2 separate regions of the Mus musculus genome follow, and region 1 is linked to region 2. A link is a loop called in an ENCODE intact Hi-C map of the cell type or tissue named here. Cell type or tissue: heart. All regions are shown on one strand. Links, peaks and the distances in the headings refer to the core of each region. The heading gives the core; the rest is flanking DNA.

Region 1 (5,368 bases), core at 110-5,109, 250 kb after region 2:
CTATACCCACTTTTGTTTGGGGGATGGGGTGGGGGCGAAACTAAAATTTTAGGTTTCTGACTTGAAAGTTGGGTATGGTGGCATATGCATATAATTCCAGCACTCTGAAGGCTTCAGTCAGGAAAAGTATCCAAACTCAAGGCCAGGTTGGGTTACACAGTAAATTCAAGGCCAGTATTGGCTACAAGGTGAGACTTTGTCTCAAAAGAAAAACAAACACAAAATAAAAGATACTGCTGCCTTGGCAAAAGTTTAGCTTCTCCACCAAATGTGAACCAAGATAAAGCCGTTTAACCTCAGCACCCTGAGTAAACTTTTAAACTTAGTTTTGGGGCGGAGCCAGGAGAGGTGGTGACTACTATTTTCCAGAGGAGAGAGAGAAAACAGCCTGGTTAATCCAATTCAGTTGGCCAATAAAAACCAACCTCACAAATTCTAGCCACAATCCTAGAGAAGGTATCTTCTGTAACTGTCATCCTAAGCAACACTGGCTAATGAAGGAGACCAGACACCAAAATATTTCTCGCGCTTTTCTGATGCGAATGGAGACTGGCAAATTAAGCATTCTCTCTGATCACAACTGCTCCCACACACGCCAAGACCAAAACAAAACCGAGTCAGCTCTCTGAGGTCCTGGATCCCTCCAGTGGCCTAGCACTAGAAACCAGCCTTGGGGGGTGGGGGGGGGGGGTAAGTTCAGCAAAGGAAGTCCTAGCCTGTTAAGCCTTTCTCCTCAATTTCCCCAGCTCCTCCTCTCCGACGCGGAACGGAGGACTACGGAAAGGTACACATACACAGACTATTCTTTTGGGAACAATACGTCTCGGGGCCTCTACCGGACCCTAGCACCCAAGCCAGTTCGTGTCTCCTCCGGACTGGAACTCAGGCGCTGGCGTGAGAGGGTTAGGGCACCGGAGAACAACCACGGCGCCGCGCCGAGCAAGAGGGCGGAGGCTGAAACTCGCGCTTGGGCTCTGCCCCGAGGGCCCGAGGGAGCGGAGCGACAGCCTCGCTGTCTCCCAGGGGCCGCCGCAGGCCCGGGCGCACTGTTGGGGAAGGGGCGGGGGTTCGGAGCGCCGCGGACGGGGCGGGGAGGAGGCAGAGGAGAGGGAGGCGGGGCGGGCAGGCCCGGCCCAGCAGCTGGGCGGCGCAACTCACCTCTGCTCCCGGCCTGCGGAGCCAGAGTGGCCAGGATCCCTCGCAGTTCCGATGCGGAGATCCGCACACGCTCCAACCCCTCCGCCATCTTCGCGGCGGCTGCTACAGCTGCGGCGACTCGGCCACCGCCGCGCGCAGCCAGGAAACCACGACGGACGGGCGGCGCGCGCTCACCCACTCCCACCCTTTTCCCCGCCCCCCTCCTGCCTGCCCTCCCCAAACGACGGTGGCCGCACTGGGAGCAAAAGCATTCAGCACGTTCAACTAGGGCCTTGCCGGAGCGGGCGAATCGGCCGCGGAGACGGCGTGTGCGCGTGCGCAGAGGTGTAAAGCTAGGACGGTCCGCCGAGGCTCGGAGGTGGAGGCGCAGCGCTCTGGAGGCGAGGTGAGGCGCAGCCAGGTGTGACTCGCCCATGTCAGGTGGGCATTCGGGTCTAGGGATGCCAGTATTGCTGCGGTGACCACCGAGGACACTGCTTTTGATCTGGGGCTCGGATTGACGGAGACATCCTACAACCCGGCCTCCTCCGATCATTTTAGGCCGAAGTCTCCTTACCGTAGGCCTGGATTGTGGAGTTTAAATATCTTTTATTATTATCCCCATTACTGGTAAACGGAATCTCAGAGAGTGGAAGAAGTAAATTGCTCCGTGTATCGTTTGATTGTACCAGAGTACTAAAGTCTATGACAGTTCATCCCTAAGACTTGCTGGAGGTCGTTGTGTGGAGGTAAAAAAAGAAGGAAATTATTCGATCTGGGAATTACTGTTAGCATTGAGAATTTTTTAAAATTACTTTTTTAGTACTCAAGTCAATTCTCCCATCTTTACATCTTTAAATTTTTACTGATGCTGGTAAAAATAGCTCATTCTTATATTCACGGTACTTCAAAGGCTGTGGTGGGAGCATTGCAAGTTCAAGCCTGGGCAACATAGCACATTTGAGGCTAATCAAGGCAACATATTAGAAGACCTTGTCCCCCAAAAAGGAAGCAAAAAGTTAATTAGACTAGAAGATGGGTACTTTAAGCTCATTGACCATTAACTCCTATTAGAAACGGTGGGGTGGAGAAACTTCCTATCCAAAGACTGCCTTTCTCCAGTCTTTCCTTCTTCCCTGTCTCACACAGTCATTGACCCTTTAGACCTCAAAAAGTAATAACCAGTTATGCCTTGATCATAGTATAAAATATTTGATAGTACTCATACAGTTCCTGTTATGTGACAGATATTTCACCATCAAAAGAGAAAAATGCCGGGCGCACGCCTTTAATCCCGCACTGGGGGAGGAGGGGCCGGCAGAGGCAGGCGGATTTCTGAGTTCGAGGCCATCCTGGTCTACAAAGTGAGTTCCAGGACAGCCAGGGCTATACAGAAAAACCCTGTCTCGAAAAACCAAAAAAGAGAGAGAGAGAGAGAGAGAAAGACAATGACTGAGAAATAGTCAACAGCTCAAATGAATGGGTATAATTAATTAGAGTGGCCAGAACAAATGGCAGTTTTTGTCAAAAGATTTGAGAGGAATAGGAAATATAAAAACTGCTTTGCTGGGGCTGGCAAGATGACTCAGCGGGTAAGAGCACTGACCTGCTCAGGACCAAAGGTCCTGAGTTCAAATTCCAGAAACCACGTGGCTCACAACCATCTGTAATGAGATCTGGCGCCCTCTTCTGGTGCGTCTGGAGTGAGAGGAGTTGACTAGAGAGAGCTGGTCCTACCAGAGCAAGCAGAGTTGATCCAAAGGTCCTAAAATTCCCAGCAACCACATGAAGGCTCAGAACCTACAGCTACAGTGTACCCACATACAGTAAATAAATAAATCTTTAAAAACAAAACAAAACAAAAAAAACCTGCTTTGTGCTCCTGGCATGATAGCACATGCTGTAACTCTAGCACTTGGGAGGAAGATCAAACTTTAAGGCTGTGTTCCACCATTGAGTCCATTGAGTTTAAAGCTAAACCAAAGAACATGTAGACTCTATCTCCAAAACATAAGCCAGACATGGTAGCACATGCCCAGCACCAAAAATACACAGGCAAGAGGACAGTTTGGTCTACATAGTGAGTTCCAGGCCAACTAGAGCTATATAGTAACACCTGTCTAAAAAACACTAACAACAGGGTTTTTTAAAATTTATTTGTTCATTTAATGTATATACACTGTACATTAATGTATAGTACACTGTTGCTGTCTTCAGACACACAAGAAGAGGGCATCAGATCCCATTACAGATGGTTGTGAGCCACCTTGTGATTGCTGGGAATTGAACTCAGGACCTCTGGAAGAGCAGTCAGTGCTCTTAACTGCTGAGCCATCTCTCCAGCCCAACAATAGGATTTTTTACATTTTTTTAAAGATTTATTTATTATTATACATAAGTACACTGTATCTGTCTTCAGACACACCAGAAGAGGGCGTCAGATCTCATTGTGGATGGTTGTGAGCCACCATGTGGTTGCTGGGATTTGAACTCAGGACCTTGGGAAGAGCAATCAGTGCTCTTACCCGCTAAGCCATCTCTCCAGCCCCCGGATTTTTTTTTTTAAACCCTAACTTGAAGCTGGGTATGGTATCAAACATCCCTAACCCCATGACTCTGGATGCTAAGGCAAGAAGATACAAGAGTTCCCAGTTAGCCTTGCTGTACATACAAGGAGTGCAGGCAACACTTGGGAAATGAAGCAAGAAAATCAAGAATTGAGAGGTTAAGGTCATCCTTGGCTATGTTCCAAGCCAATCTGGATTGCATGAGACCCTTTCTCCAAAAAAAAAAAAAAAAAAAAAAAAGGGTCCCCAGCACCACATACACTGGGTCGTTATGGTGGCAGAAGCCTGTAATCCCAGCCCTTGCAAAGTACAAGGGGAAGAATTAGAAATTCAAGGGTATCCTTGGTTACATATCCAGTTGAAGACCTGGTTTCATTTTGTTTTCTTTTGTTGAGCTTAAAAGTCTGTTGTATCCAGACTGGTTTTGAAGTCATTATGTAACCAAGGATAACTTTGAACTTGTAATGCTCTTGCCTCCATCTCCTAAATGATGGCATTACAGATGTGGATCTATCCTGATGTGCCAGGTTGAAGTTTTTGCTGGGGATTGAATGCAAAGATTGAATATGCTGGACAAGCACCCTATTGAATGAGTTGTGTCTCTAGCCCCAACTTTTATTTATTTATTCCTTTGTTTATTTCCCAGTCTGTCATTTTTTAATAACTTGTCTCATTTTTAATTATATGTATGAGTCTGTGTATGCATACATACACATGAGTGCAGGTGCCTGTGGAAACCAAAAGGCATTGAATTCCCCCTGGAGCTAGAGTTCGAGGCAGTTATGAGCCACCTGATGTGGGAACTGAATTCCTGTTCTCTCCCAGAGCGTGCTGTGCTTGCTCTTAATCTGAGCAATCTCTCCAGCCCCGTGACTTTCATTTTTTTGTTTTTTTGTTTTTTCAAGACAGGGTTTTTCTGTGTAGCCCTGGCTGTCCTGAACTCACTCTGTAGACCAGGCTGGCCTCGAACTCAGAAATCCGCTTGCCTCTGCTTCCCAAGTGCTGGGATTAAAGGCATGTGCCACCACGCCTGGCTAACTTTCATTTTTTTAAAAGAAGGAAAAATAATTTTAAACAAGAAAACTCCCCTAGGACAGTCATGGCCAACTTAATTCAATGCTGACAGTGATCAGACCAGAGAGCCTCTAAGTATTAAAACAGAACTCGGAAACACAATAAATACATAAGGAAGAGAGATAATACAAGTTCTAAACATTGGCAGCTGACTGAAGAGGAGCAACAGGCAAGTTACAGGGAAAAAAGCTACTTATTTGGTTTTTCGAGACAGGGTTTTTCTGTGTAGCCCTGGCTGTCCTGGCACTCACTCTGTAGACCAGGCTGGCCTCGAACTCAGAGATCCGCCTGCCTCTCCCTAGTGCTGGGATTAAAGGTATGGGCCTCCACCACCCAGCTAGAAAGCTACTAAATTGATGAGGGAAATTTTGAATTTTTAGATTTAAAGTACTCATGAAGAACTAAGTAAAACAATGAAAAAGACTTCAGCTTGGTGGTAAATGACTGTAATCCCAGCAACCCAGGATATTACGTAAGAGAACTCCAGCCTCAAAGCTAACAACTTAGGAAGATTAGGAAGACCATGGCTCAAAATGCAATTTAAAAAAAAAAGGAGGAGGAGGAAGACGAGGAGGAGGCTAGCCAGGTGT
Region 2 (5,368 bases), core at 182-5,181:
TGCATCACACAGCTGTCTCTTAGATGTCTCTGTCCGGTCCTTGCTGGACATACAAGAGGCCTGAAGAGATGAACTGACATCAGTCTCCCTGACTCAGCAGCATGGGTGGCTGAGAACTCAGTCTCCGGACCTGTAAGCCAGGGCACCCCCTTTGCTATTCCATTACTGCACTTACACACTCTTCCCACCCTGCAGGTATCTTGGAGATGGCCGCTTTCATCTGGAGTCTGTCATGATTGCCAACCCTAATATACCTGCTTACCGGTATGGGCTGGGGAGGGCTGACCATGTATGGCAGGATGAGAGCCTCTGCCCTGGAGGCCCTCATTAGGCTGAACTACCCCTTCATTCCCTGGTCACTAAATGACTGGGGCACATCTGGAATTTAGACCCAGGAATGCTGTTGCCTACCCGGGAGTCACCCCCAAGCTCTTAAAACACTCCCTTGCTCTTGCCTGCCCTAGCTGGAGGGCTGATCTCTATGGTTACTGATCTCAGTAATAATCCTTGTTTCCAACTAGGGCCAGATTTCCTAAATCCCTCTTTAGATCTTGTGTCAGGGACCACTTAGCTGACTCTGGGCTGTCACCGTGATCCTGACAACTTTTCCAGGTATGACCCATATGGCAAAGTCCTATCCAGAGAATACTATGACCATCAGCGCATGCAGGCCACTCGCCAGGAAGCCATTGCTGCTGCACGCTCAGCCAAATCCTGGGGCCTTATTCTGGGAACCTTGGGCCGCCAGGGCAGTCCCAAGATCCTGGAGGTGAGAGGCCTGGGCATCAAGAGGAGGGGGCTGACAGGAAAGTAGCTGGAGAAACCAGTAGGCTGAGGTGTCTAGCTTTGGCCACTTCATCTCAGAAGCTCCTGCCTGGCCTCCCTCTCTCGGCAGCACTTGGAATCTCAGCTCAGAAACTTGGGACTTCCTTTCGTGAGGCTGTTGCTCTCTGAGATCTTCCCCAGCAAGCTCAGTCTACTTCCTGAGGTGGATGTGTGAGTTTCCCCACCTTACCCATGTATGGTGACCAGCTAACGGGAGCTTAGAAAACAGGTTCTGGCCAGCACAGATCAAGAACTTATCTAGCAGGGGCCACCCTTGACCATGGGCCGCCTGCATTGTCTAGCCATCATAGTCTGGTGGGAATGAGTGTAAGAGCACTGTGTACAAACCTTGGTTCTAGATGGGTAGTTACAACTGAACTGTCCCCAGAAGTTGGCTTATGGAGTGAAGGGCTGATGACATGCCCCTTGCTGTGTTTGATTCCATTAAGGTGGATTTTTTTTTCTTTTGCATGTGTGTTAGTTTGTGTGAAGCTTTGGTGTCCACCCCCCCCCCCTTCTCTTTTCCCCTGAAGCAATCCACCTGTCTGGATCTCGTCAGTGCTGGAGTACAAGTGTATATCATATACCACACACACAAATTTTGCCTCTTACTTTAGAAGGTTGTGAGCTACTATGTGGGTGTTGGGAATTGAACTTGAATCCTCTGCAAGAGTAGCCAGCTCCCTCAACCACTAAGCTGTGTGTCCAGCTCCACTTTTGCTTTTAATGCAATGGTTTTGGGAGTTAAGGTCAAGTCCTAGGCTTACAGGGCAATCAGAGTTACCTTCCCAACAGTATATAGTTGGATCAGTGCAATCTGTTGACAAGTGGACATACTGAGATACTGAGACACCGTTATGTTCTTCAGTGTGGTACCCCAGAGAGAGGTGACCTTCATGTCACATCTTAACTGACTTATCTCCCTAGGTGGGTGCAGGTGGCATGTCCACGCCTCTCCATTGACTGGGGTTCAGCCTTTCCCAAGCCACTGCTGACACCGTACGAGGTAACAGCCACATTTTGAAAATCTTTGTATTTCCTGTTGAGGGAGGGTTGTGAGATGGCTGGCATGGGTAAGCAGCACGTAGGGTTGCAGGTTCTGAGATCGAGCCACCATCTTGCTGTGTAGTTTTTGTTTATATTTAAGAGTTGCTGGGAGATGTGAGCCAACACACCTGACTCGCTGTGTAGCTGCGACTCTCTTCACTTCACTCTTCCTTTCTGAAGGATGATAATACACTCCCTTCATAGACCCTGGTCAAATTTGCTAATGCAGGGACAAAAAAAGAAAGAAAGAGAGAGAGAGAGAGAGAGAGAGAGAGAGAGAGAGAGAGAGAGAGAGAGAGAGAGAGAGAGGAAGGAAGGAAGGGAGAAAGAAGAAAGAGAGAGAAAGAATATCATTGTCTTTTCTCCCCTAGGCAGCTGTGGCCCTGAAGGACATTTCTTGGCAGCAACCCTACCCCATGGACTTCTACTCTGGCAGCTCCTTAGGGCCATGGACAGTGAACTACGGTCGGGACCGAGCACCTCGGGGTCTCTGCCAGCCTGCATCTGACAAGGTAGCCCACTTTAAGCAGGGCTGAGAGGCAGCCTACAGGCGTGACGTGGTCCACCGCCGCCGCCCTGAGGACAGCGGGGGAAATGCAAGGGAGCCGGGTGGAGGTTGCAGTAGAGAGACTTGAATCTATCTGCTACCTCAGGTGCAGCAAGGGTCCAGAGGCGGCTCTCCAGCCCCAGCCTGTGAGAGTTGCAACTGCGCAGACCAGAAGGCTACTTCGCCGGCTCCCTGAGAGGGCCAGAGCAGCAGGTATTTGCAGCCACGCCCCACCTTTTTGTTTTAGGAGAGCCCCGCCTTAGGGGTGTTCCCCGCACGGGCCCTGCCCCCTTGCCGGTTCTACTTCCGCCTGGGAAGGCCTGCTTCCGGTCGGTCTGCAGTATGGCGGCACGGCAGACCCTGCGAGTGCTGTGTCTAGCCGGCTTCCGGCAGAGCGAGCGGGGCTTCCGTGAGAAGACCGGAGCGCTGAGGAAGACGCTGCGGGGTCGGGCAGAGCTTGTGTGCCTCAGCGGACCTCACCCGGTCCCCGAGGCAGCGGCTCCCGAGGGTTCGTGTCCAGACTCGGGTGAGACTTGCTGGACCCCTTCGCACACCTGGACCTCAGTTCTCACCTAGCGCCTTTAACTCCGGCTCTAGTCTGAGCTCCCAGGTTTCCTCCTTTATCTGTGTCCAGGCCATTCCAGGTCCCTCCCGCCCCCCAAGTCCCCTGGCTGCACTTTCCCAAGCTCTGCCTTTTTCTTCTCACCATCTCTAACCCTGGGCCTGTGCTCTTCTCCCATCTGCTTCTAGGGCCCTGTTCTCCGGAGGAGCAGCCTCGAGGCTGGTGGTTTTCTGAGGAGGAAGCCGATGTTTTCTCTGCTCTGGAAGAGTCCACAGTGTGCAGGGGTCTGCAGGAGGCCCTGGAAACGGTGGCACGGGCCCTTGACACGCTGGGGCCGTTTGATGGACTTCTTGGCTTCAGCCAGGGGGCTGCACTAGCAGCTTATGTGTGTGCCCTGGGCCAGGCAGGCGATCCTCGCTTCCCCTTGCCAAGATTTATTATACTTGTGTCGGGGTTCTGTCCCCGAGGCCTTAAGGAACCTATCTTGCAGAGCCCCATGTCACTGCCTTCACTTCATGTTTTTGGGGATACTGATCGAGTCATCCCTTCTCAGGAGAGTATGCAATTGGCTAGCCGATTCCTTGGAGCCGTCACCCTCACCCACTCCGGTGGTCACTTCATTCCAGCAGCTGCATCTCAGCGTCAGGCCTACCTTAAGTTCTTGGACCAGTTTGCAGAATGAAGGATGGACAAATGTCTCCGCACTGCTCCCACTTTGTCCAGCAGCTCTCCCCTGTCTCCTCACCATGGCTAGTTAAGACAACTGTCAGTTCTCAGGACACACATAAGCCCAGAGAGCCTGTGAGAAGACAGGGGTGGGCAGGCAGGGGCTGGCACCCCTGTGACTGACAGACAATAAAGCGATGCTTTAGATGTTGAATGCCTTTCTCCTGCTGCCCCGATCCTGGGGCAGCACCAAACCAAACCCAAGGACACATTTTTGGTGGAAGTCATTTATTGTTTTGTATCTTTAAATTCGGCTTATTGTGTGTATGGGTGCAGACTTGTGGAGATCAGAGGATAAGTGCGGGGAGTTGATTCAACCATGTGGGTTCTTTCTGAGCTCTGATCATTTGACTTGGCAAGTCATGCCTCTACCTGCTGAGCCATGTCACCATCCTTTTGTGGAAGTTTAAGTCCCAGACTGAAGAAGCTAGATATCTTGGTCACTTAGAATCAGAAAGTTTTACGTTTGAGGAGTTTGGGGAAAGAAAACACTTGGCAAGGCTCTGCTTGGCTCCATCTGCTTTTAGGTTTCCTACATCCTGGTCCCTGGCTTGGCCATTGCTTTCTCTTCCATAACTGTTCCATCCCCCTCTGAACTCTGAGCTTGAAGACTTGGGTAGTACCATATGTTGGGTAGAGGCCAAAGACAGCACAGAGTAACCTGCCTTTTCCTAATGAAGCCATCTTCAGGGTTTCTGAGATTACTGCTATTCATAATTGATGATGCTAATTATTGATATGTTGAGAAAGCCAAAGCTTAAGTAGCCTGCTCAGCTTAACTTCTTGCCATTTTTCTTCTCACTTCCAGTGCCCAATCTTGCCACACACATAGGCACGCTGCTTTCTGACTTCTGCCTCTGAAAGACAGTTTTTCCAAGATATCACAAGGTACTTACCTAGTCCCACACCACAATATCTTCTAGGGAGCTTAGTCACTGAGCAGGAGTTGGAGTTGGCCAGTTACTCCCAAGTCATTCTTATACCCAGAGTTATATGTTCTTGACACACAAGTGTTTCAAGGTATACATCAGAGAAATGGTTCTGTGGTTAAGGACATGGGCTGCTTTTTCAAAGGACCCAGGTTCGGGCTCCAGCATCCACAATGTAGCTCACAAACATCTATAGCTCTTAGTTCCAGAGGCTCTAGTCCCAGGTCCCAGGGTTGTACATGATATGTGTTTAAAAAGTCAATGACCCAATGGCCATGGTGGTACATGCAGGCAGAGGTAGAGGACAGTCTAGTCTAAAAACAACCAGTTAGTGGTGGCACGTGCCTTTCATCCCAGCACTGGCAGAGACAGGCAGATCTGAGACTGAGCTTATCCTAGTCTACAGATGGAGTTCCAGGACAGAGAGGGCTACACAGGAACGCTCTCTGTAACCTCTGTTAGATGACCAAGGCAGAGCCTTGCCATGTATTCTCTTGCCCCGAACTCCACTTACATAGAAGTCTGACTCAGTTACAAAGGCCTCTGGCTTCTTTAGGGCTCAAGATTTCCACCAAAAGACAGTGAGATGGCTCAGCAGGTTAAAGGCACTGACTGCTAGCTAACACATGCCATCTCATACACACTAAACATTTTAAAATTTCACGAAAGGATAGACTGGAATTATACCCCAAAGTCCCATGTACTGATTTGAGATCCCTTTTTAACAGCTTG

Evidence for each region. Peaks named below come from ENCODE experiments on the same cell type or tissue, not always from the same donor. Only the 100,000 strongest peaks of a DNase experiment are listed, where the experiment ranks them.
Region 1: it touches region 2 in a loop (3-fold over the local background); 4 of 42 quality-filtered maps call a loop at or near these places.

What each region holds. Positions count from the first base shown.
Region 1 is chr11:74,921,794-74,927,161 of GRCm38, reverse strand. It overlaps Srr (serine racemase), which reads left to right and starts at 1,214. Exons shown (of 9, transcript NM_013761.5): 1 at 1,214-1,543. It overlaps Smg6 (Smg-6 homolog, nonsense mediated mRNA decay factor (C. elegans)), which reads right to left and starts at 1,308. Exons shown (of 19, transcript NM_001002764.2): 1 at 1,159-1,308. The coding sequence starts at 1,246. In heart, for the core only: CTCF peaks have their summits at 1,222 and 2,817 (motif pointing left); a DNase peak (open chromatin) is centred at 1,391; H3K4me3 peaks cover 2,373 bases; H3K27ac peaks cover 2,118 bases.
Region 2 is chr11:75,176,189-75,181,556 of GRCm38, reverse strand. It overlaps Ovca2 (candidate tumor suppressor in ovarian cancer 2), which reads left to right and starts at 2,749. Exons shown (of 2, transcript NM_027136.3): 1 at 2,749-2,945; 2 at 3,170-5,368. The coding sequence starts at 2,762. The coding sequence ends at 3,663. Dph1 (diphthamide biosynthesis 1) reads left to right here. Exons shown (of 13, transcript NM_144491.2): 7 at 196-264; 8 at 613-769; 9 at 896-996; 10 at 1,753-1,831; 11 at 2,244-2,384; 12 at 2,526-2,632; 13 at 3,170-3,914. The coding sequence ends at 2,615. In heart, for the core only: no CTCF peak of the experiment used is centred there; DNase peaks (open chromatin) are centred at 2,586 and 3,346; H3K4me3 peaks cover 1,937 bases; H3K27ac peaks cover 1,778 bases.